Linked DNA regions of Mus musculus: region 2 is linked to region 1. A link is a contact called in ENCODE Hi-C data. All regions are on one chromosome and are shown on one strand. The core of a region is the stretch at or near the end of the contact, and the rest is flanking DNA. Distances in the headings are between cores, read along the strand shown. Region 1 overlaps Celrr (cerebellum expressed regulatory RNA). Region 2 holds the start of 2210011K15Rik (a long non-coding RNA gene).

Region 1 (4,401 bases), core at 680-3,179:
CAGATTCTGCCCTATGACTCTCTAGCTTGTCATCTACTTGCTTATTTATGTACTTATTTTTGTTGTGTCTTGTTTTGTGTTTTTAGTGAGCATGTCTGTTAGTGTACTAGGAGGCCAATAGATCTGCATGTCTTAAAGATGGCTCTTATTGATTGGTAACTGCCAGCAGGCTTCGAATGCTTGGTTCTTCTCTTTCTGTTTCTTCCTTCCTTTCTCTGTCCCTTTCTCCTTTCCTTCCTGTCTCTGTGCCCCCGACCCCCGTACTTTCTCTCCCTGCCTTCTTTCTGTTCCTTCCCTCCTATCCTTCTTTCGTTTCTCTTTTCCCGCTCTTTCCCTTCCTTCCTTTCTTCCTCCTACCTTTTGACAGTTCTTTTTCTCTTTGTTGTCCCATAGCCTCATCCCTACTCCCAGCATCTCTGCTGTGAGAACCTATCAAGATTTCCCTAGCTCAACTCTTTAGCAGAAAATCCATCTCCAGGGCCCTAGTCCATGGTCCGGAAGAAGAAGATCAGAAGGAAGTTGTACCCGTTTATTTGAGGCACCCTGGAAATTGGATGCAAGTCCCTGGGTCATGGGGCTTCCTTCCTATCCTCTAGATCACTAAATACTTAGCACTGGGGCAAGAGAAGGCAGGGGAGGGAAGGAGGGGTAGGTAGGAAGCCCATGGCTGTGTCTGCTTGTGTTTGCCTCCTACAATGGGAGGATAGGGATAGAAAAGACCCAGGCGCGACATAAATATTTCCTATTATGGAAAAACTGAAGCCACAATGGAATCCGTCATGCTTGTGATATGAGAGACGGACAATATTTCGGGGCTGCCGCCACGTCGGCACCTGAATGGAGTTTATATTTTGTTTATGGAGCTCAATCCGAAGCCTTTTTATTTATTTATTTATTTGGCCCAGCCTGTGTAATTCTTCATGGGAGCTCGAAATGGCTGCGGGAGCAGCTCAATATTCCATTTATTTTATTTATAAAAGAAATTCAAAGGCTGAAAAGATGAAGTAATTGACTTACCGGGATGACAGTTAAACCCACTAAATTTAATCTTATCCTCTCAAGTACAACATATCGCGCTTACAAATTATCGCTAGGCACCAGGCAGCCCGGCGTTCCTCACCTAATGCAAATGGAATGGAGGCCGCTGTTATTGTATTATCTGACTTTACTATCGGCATTAATCCGGCTTAGCTCACTTAATGATGCCACTTGTGGCTCGGCAAAGGCTGCAGAGAAGTCTATAAACTACTTCCATTAAAATGCAAATCGGGCCCGCCGAGAAAATAAGTGACAGAAAAAAAAAAAAAAAAAGTAGGAGACTTGGGCCCTGCGAGCTGGGCCCCCACAGCCCGCGTGATCCCAGGTGATAGCCTAACCTCGATTATCTGCGCGGGGGCCCAGAAAGGGAGCCAGCCCCGCACGCAGCAGCCCCACAAAAAAACTGCTCCAACAAGCCAGGCTATTTAATTTCTGGAGAGATTTCTATTTCTTTTTGTTGTTAGGAAATGAACAAATACTTATCAATGTAAAAACTGCTATCTCCCATCTCCCTGCCAGGTTTTTCATACTGATATTATTTGCGCCGCATAACACAGGAAATGAAAATCTTCTCCATTCAGTCTCCACTGTATCTCCAAATCCTCTGCGAACAGTCTGGCTGCCTCCTCCCCTCCTCCCTCCACACCCCCCCCCCCCCAGCCCCCCTAGCTCTCTTCCTGGTAAACAGAAAGGAAAACTTCAGTGAGCTAAGGAAAGAGACAAGGCTCACAATTCTCCAACCAGACCGGAACTCGTGGGTTTCTGGGAGACAGTTTCTCTGTGCTGTTGAGGATGAGCTGGGGCGAGTGGAAGCCAGAGCCGGCTGGGAGCTCAGTGCTAACATCTGTTTTACTTAAGGGGCCTGATTTCCTTTTAGGAGGGAAGGGCTGTATTCCCTTTCAGTGTGAAGCATCCTGGGCCCTGGGGCTTATATTGATTCTGAACAAGGCCTAATAAAAGTAAGAGGGTGATCTCCCTTCCTATTTCAATTCCTTAGCTCCAACAGTTTTTCTTCAGTTCTTCGGGTGACACTAGGGGATTCTAGTATCTCTCTTTGACACTGGTGGGACCTCGAGCCCTTTTCCTGTGGGTGGCCTAGGAAACGGAAGGATAGATAGCATCCTGCCATGCCCTCTGTGGTCAGGGTTTCAAATCCCATGAGGATTTCTGACACTCACTGAAGGATCGATGCTAGTTTTTAAATACTACAGTACCTTTTATGGTAACAATATTACAACAAAAACATTTTATCCTGCCAGGGGTATCCAGTTAAAGTTGACTTGGGGCCTGTCATTGGTGAACTCCTTGCTTCAACCTCAGCATTTTCTACCACGGAGGAGAAAGCTATGTGCTCTCAAAAGGCATGGTGCTGTCTACCCAGGGCCGAGATAATGAGAGCTTCCTTCTTAGCCTTAAGTACTCTTTTGGGGCTCAAGGGAAAGATGACTAAAGTTGGAGAGAAGAGAGACCCTGTGTTGAAGAAGCTGGGATGAAGAATGACTTTAATGGTGGGGCCTGCCCACAGGGCCATGGGTCTGTACAGGCCTCTATGTGACTGCAATGCCTTGGCTGCATGGCTCAACAAGGCTCAACACCCCTGAGAGTTCCAAGTCCTTTACCTTTCTCTTTAGAGAGGCCTTTGTCCTTCCCGTTTTCTTAGAGACTGTGCATACCGTAGTCTAGGCTGTACAGTACACGGTAGTGTTTCTGCAGCTTCATGAAGAAGCACGACTCCACCTTGGAGCCCGCTTCAGTACAGGTGGGCTTCCTTTATTCTCTTAGGGACAGTTTCTTAGGTAAAACTGGATCTTTGGCTTCCAGAAAAGCATTTCAGAACGAGCCATTATAAAGTTGGATAAGAGCTTATTAAAAATAGGAAGATGGGGTCCAATGAAAGACCAAAGCCAACCTTGGAGCATGGGTGTGGGATTCTCAATGAGAGAGGCACAGCTTATTTTAAAAGAGAACAAAACAGAAACACATGTTTTAAGCACAAGGGTTAAGGGAAAGAATAAGGCACATCCAAGTGTGGTACAGGATTCTCAAAGGAGAGTCACAATGAAGTGCCTTAGGGTTAGGCACATTTGCATGACCTTCAGACGATGTGTCAAATGGGCTGCTAAGAAACACCTGTCCTTCTTGCCTTTTCTCTCTTTGAAAGTGAGAGTATAGGGAGGTACCTTGGGTGAGGTATCTATCAGTCTGATAAAACCAAGAGCCACAAGGGTTGCAGAAGGGGTTTCTAATAAGATTTCTAGAAAGTTATAGATCTATAACTGGGAAAGGAGAAAGGCTTTAAGAAAATGTTGTTAATTGTTAGAACTGTTGATTCTCAGCTGGTAGAGGCTTCAATCAGATTCTCAGGTAAATGACCCCTTTCTCTTCCCATCTGCTCATGGTTTTTATCTTATTACATATAGGATGTGTTCCATATGAGATTGTAGAAGGGCAGGTAAGATGGCCTAGCAGGTAAAGATACTTGCCACCAAGTCTGACAATTTGAGTTCAATCCTGGGGATACACATGGTGGAAGGAGAGGATCAACATCCAAAAGTCATCCTCTGGCTTCCGCATGGGTGTCATAGCACACGTGTGCATGCACACATACACACACACACACACACACACACACACGTGAACATGCTTGAATGCACATACATGCACACATATATGCAAATCTCTGTGAGGCATAATATACATACATGTATCTATGTATAACATAGATATCTGTACATGTATACATAATATTTTATACACACATATACACACACACATATATATATATATGTATATATATATTCATACATAGAGAAGAAGAGTTTGCTAAGTGACTACAAGAGTGGCAACTATAGTTTGAATCTCTGCTACTATACACTTATTTAAACTCGATCACAAGTATGATTATATTAGAAGATGAACTGTTTAGGAACGATTAGTTTATGAGAATGGATTTTGCAGGTTGTGGTGGCATGAACCTTCGGGATTTGCTTAAGGAGGCAGAGGCAAGAAGATCACGCGGATGGAGCCCTGGTGAGTGGAATCCCAACCTTTGTAAGAGGCCCCAGAACTTGGTCTATTCTGAGATGTACATTGAAGCTGATTTTCTCTGGACTTTAATCCTCTAGTACCTTGATCCTGAACTTCCCAGACTTTGACATGATGAGAAATTTCTGTGCTTTTTGATATAGGAAAACTGGGGACACATGCAAAGGTGTGAATCCAGCTAAAGTGGGCATATTAACACAGGGACATAGACTGCTTAGGTCCAATTCATAACAAGAAAAAATACACACAGTCTGAGGAGACGGGTCAGTGGCAAAAGTACTTTCTACACAAGGTAAGGGCTGGGATTAGTATCTTTGG
Region 2 (4,401 bases), core at 1,177-3,676, 260 kb before region 1:
TAGTTCCTACTGACCTCCCCTCCCATCTGGATCTACCACCTTTTCTGACTCTCATTAGAAACCAGCAGGCTTCCAAGGGATAATAATAAAATAAAGTAGAATAAGATAAAACAAAAACTAGCACACAGAATAGGGCAAAACAAACAAGCAAAAGGGAGAGAGCTCAAGAAATGGCACAAAAAGATTTATATAAAGGCAGAGACCCACTCATTCACACATTCAGAAATCCCATGAAAAGACTAAACTGGAAGCCATGATATTCTTTAAAAAAGTTTAGGGTATCAAGGGAAAATAAAAATTAAAAAAAATTAAGATTAAAATAAAAAAGCCTTGACATGAGATTATGACATAAGGAACCTCCAAAGATGCCACAAAATTTATTTTCTGTTGGCCATTTACTTCTGGGCATGTAGCCTACCTTAAAAGTAGTTTGTTTTCTGAGGGAGACTCCCTTGGGGAAACTAAATTTTTACTTGCAAGTGGTTATCAGTTGGAGGAGATCGATTCTAGGTTAGATATGGGGACATGTGTTTACTTCTATCAGATCTATGGACTCATCTGGTGTAGACCGGTGCAGGCCCTGTGCACGTGAGTTCATAGCCAGATATGGGGTGACTTAGAGGGCTTTGGTTTTTCTTCCTCCTCCTCCTCCTCCTCCTCCTCCTCCTCCTCCTCCTCCTCCTCCTCCTCCTCCTCCTCCTCCTCCTCCTCCTCCTCCTCCTCTTCTTCTTCTTCTTCTTCTTCTTCTTCTTCTTCTTCTTCTTCTTTTGGTTTTTCGAGACAGGGTTTCTCTGCATAGCCCTGGCTGTCCTGGAACTCATTCTGTAGACCAGACTGGCCTCAAACTCAGAAATCTGCCTCCTCTGCCTCCCGAGTGCTGGGATTAAAGGTGTGTCCCACCACGCCCAGCTTTTACTTTGGTTCCTCTAATTCTCCATCCCCTGTGGCTGTTACAGACTTTCTACCACCTCTTCTGAGGGGCTCCCTGAATACTGAGGGGAGGGATTTGATGGAGACATCCCATTTAGGGCTGAGCATTCAAAGGTCTCTTCCTCTCTGCACATTGTCTGGCTGTGACAATGTTCCCATTTGTTATATTTGTTATATTCCTTATATTTGTTATATTGACATTGTTATGTTTGTTCCCATCTGCTGCAGAAGAAAGCTTCTCTGGTGATGACTGAGTGCAATTGTGCTTTTAATCTGAGGCAAATCTGCTGGTGTTCTCAACAGAGCAGCCGTAGGCATGTTCCTGCTGGCGATTTAGATGGGATCTTTTCCCTACTTGTTGTTTTTGGACTTTGTGTTCTATCCCCAAGGGATATTTACACTACATTTGGCATAAAATTCATACTACAGCTTTATGTTTTATAGTATGAAAAAGAAAGCTTTGGAGATTATTATGATGTAGTTATTTCTTTTGAGCATCACATGGTTATAGTCCTCATAGAGACAAGATTGCTATAGGAACTACAGGGGACCTTGCTCTGCTTCCAGTCTAGACAGGGGAATAAGAAAGACAATAAACATGCAGATAGCTAGAGCATAGTCATGTGCTGAGACTAGCAACATTCACTCATGGTTCATAGGTGGAGGAGAGAGGGTTCCTAGACTTTCATCCAAGATCCTACCCACCACCCTCACCTGTCACCTGGTCTGGGAGAAGCAATAGAGTATATAGGAAGTAAAAGGGAGATGGGGAGAGGAACTCCAGAGATGCTATTGCCATGCGTCATCCCTCCTGCTCCTGTCAGCAGCCTCTGACTCACGGATTCACCAGGAGTGAGCTCATTGGCTCATCAGGCTGGGCTGATACGAAATTGTGTCTGTGGTCTGTTATTCCCCTGCCAGGGGTGAATGTCCCTCACGGAGATTCTTAGCATTAAGAACATCACTAAGAGTACAGACAGCTTTGCACACAAGTCAATAGTGTGTGCGTATGACTGTGTGTGTGTGTGAGTGTGTGAGTGTGTGCATGTGTGTGTGTGTGAGTGTGTGTGAGAGTGAGTGTGTGTGTGTGTGTATGAGTGTGTGTGTGTGCATGTGTGTGAGTCTGAGTCTTAAGGTGGAAGTTTATAAGCCAAGCCTTCCTGATGGTTTTCTCTGCCTGGGTCTTGCATGTGGATGGATACACACTCCCTCAGCTTCATTCTCTGGCTATTTACTGCCTCTACCTCCATTATGGACTCTCCCAATGGGACTGTAAGCCAAAATACGCACTTTTTTACTCCTATAAAGTTACTCTGATCATGGAATTTTATTGCAGTGACAAAAAAAAAAAAAAAAAAAAAGACTGCAGAGCCCTTTCCTGCTATGGCGCCATGCCTTGCCCTGTTGCACTTACTAGACCAGCTTGCTTATATGGTTTCCGAGATAAAGAAAGTTCACCCCAGCTGGTTTTGCAGAACTCCCAACACTCCTGTATCATGGAGGCCGAACCATGACAATGCCTGGCAGAGTCCAAAGACGATGAGTGTTGGTAGCTTCCTCGCATCTGATTTCTAAGTCTGTAAATTCACATCTGAGATAAAAGAAATGCAAGGGCCTAACTCCCGAGCTCTGGGTTTGCTTTCCTCTAGGGTGTGGCTCCAATGCCAGAAGCTGAAGGGCTGAGGAGACTGCTCATCCAGTAGAGGTGCTGGCTGCCGGGCCGGTGGACCGAGCTTGATCCTTGGGACCTAGATGGTAAGTGAGAGCACTGACTCTGACATAATGTCGTTGGACGGTCACACACAGTATGGAACCTCTGCATTCCCCTACAATGAAATCAGTAAATGTTAACTGTTCTTCAGACGTAAGAAGACGAGCCTTAGACGTGATATTTTCATCAGCACGATCTAACGCGAACGATTGAAGGCTGAGACTTGTGCTGGTCATTCTGCTCGCCTCTGCAGCCACACCCAACCAGAAGCAACTCCGAGGAGCAGTGGCAGCAGAAGGGGTGGCAGGGGCAGCAGGGGCAGCAGGGGCAGGAGGGGAAGATGGAGGGGCAGCAAGGGCGGGAGGGGCAGGAGTAGCAGGAGTGGCAGCAGGGGCAGGAGGGGCAGCAAGGGCAGGAGGATCAGGAGGTGCAGGAGGGGCAGGAGGGGCATCAGGGGCTGGAGGGGCAGCAAGGGCAGGAGGGGCAGAAGGGGCAGCAGGGGTGGGAGGGGCATCAGGGGCATCAGGGGCAACAGGGGCAGCAGGAGGGGCAACAAGGGCGGGAGGGGCAGCAGGGGCAGGAGGGGCAGGAGGGGCAGGAGGGGCAGCAGGTGCGGGAGGGACGGGAGGGACAGCAAGGGCAGCAAGGGCGGGAGGGGCAGGAGGGGCAGCAGGGGCAGCAGTTGCGGGAGGGGCAGCAGGGGCAGGAGGGGCAGGAGGGGCAGCAAGGGCAGCAAGGGCGGGAGGGGCAGGAGGGGCAGCAGGGGCAGGAGGGACAGGAGGGGCAGCTGGGGCAGGAGGGACAGGAGGGGCAGCAGGGGCAGGAGGGACAGGAGGGGCAGCTGGGGCAGCAGGGGCAGGAGGGGCAGCAAGGGCAGCAAGGGCGGGAGGGGCAGGAGGGGCAGGAGGGACAGCAGGGGCGGGAGGGGCAGCAGGGGGGCAGCAGGGGCAGGAGGGGCAACAAGGGCGGGAGGGGCAGCAGGGGCAGGAGGGGCAGGAGGGGCAGGAGGGGCAGCAGGTGCGGGAGGGACGGGAGGGACAGCAAGGGCAGCAAGGGCGGGAGGGGCAGGAGGGGCAGCAGGGGCAGCAGTTGCGGGAGGGGCAGCAGGGGCAGGAGGGGCAGGAGGGGCAGCAAGGGCAGCAAGGGCGGGAGGGGCAGGAGGGGCAGCAGGGGCAGGAGGGACAGGAGGGGCAGCTGGGGCAGCAGGGGCAGGAGGGGCAGCAAGGGCAGCAAAGGCGGGAGGGGCAGGAGGGGAAGGAGGGACAGCAGGGGCGGAAGGGGCAGCAGGAGGGGCAGCAGGAGGGGCAGCAGGGGCGGGAGGGAAAGCAAGGGCGGGAGGGGCAGGAGGGGAAGCAGGGGCAGGAGGGGCAGCAGGGGCAGGAGGTGCAACAGGGGCAGGAGGGACAGCAAGGGCGGGAGGGGCAGGAGGGGCAGCAGGGGCGGGAGGGGCAGGAGGGGCAGGATGGGCAGGATGGGCAAGAGTGTCAGCAAGGGCAGGAGGGACAGAAGGAGGGGCAGCAGGGGCAGCAGGAGGAGCTGGCCACACTGCATCTTTACTGGGTTTCTAGGAAGTGGTCCTTGGCTATAAAACCTTCAAGCCTGTGCTGGAGAGATTGCTTCATTGATACAGAACTTTTCTAGTAAGTATGAAGACCTGAATTCAAAGTTCAGATACTCAGCATTCACAGATATACACACAGACATCTGTCTCTGTCTCTGTCTCTGTCTCTCTCTCTCTCTCTCTCTCTCTCTCTCTCTCT

Evidence for each region. A loop is a pair of places that touch in the nucleus more often than their neighbours do.
Region 2: a loop to region 1 is called in a map of T-helper 1 cell, with 2.7 times the contacts of the local background. The contact joins the promoter of 2210011K15Rik here to the enhancer-like site in region 1. A Hi-C loop is called at or near these places in 1 of 37 maps with a recorded cell type or tissue (T-helper 1 cell).

What each region holds. Positions count from the first base shown.
Region 1 is chr1:121,094,104-121,098,504 of GRCm38, reverse strand. All of the region lies in intron 1 of Celrr (cerebellum expressed regulatory RNA), which reads right to left. Among named protein-coding and RNA genes, the nearest start is that of Celrr, 8.9 kb to the right of the region's middle. Within about 2 kb of position 1,929, at least 1 of the 3 ENCODE cell types and tissues checked has a DNase peak (open chromatin) inside an H3K27ac peak, as active enhancers do.
Region 2 is chr1:121,358,096-121,362,496 of GRCm38, reverse strand. 2210011K15Rik (a long non-coding RNA gene) reads left to right here and starts at 2,426. Exons shown (of 3, transcript XR_003947976.1): 1 at 2,426-2,475; 2 at 2,580-2,685.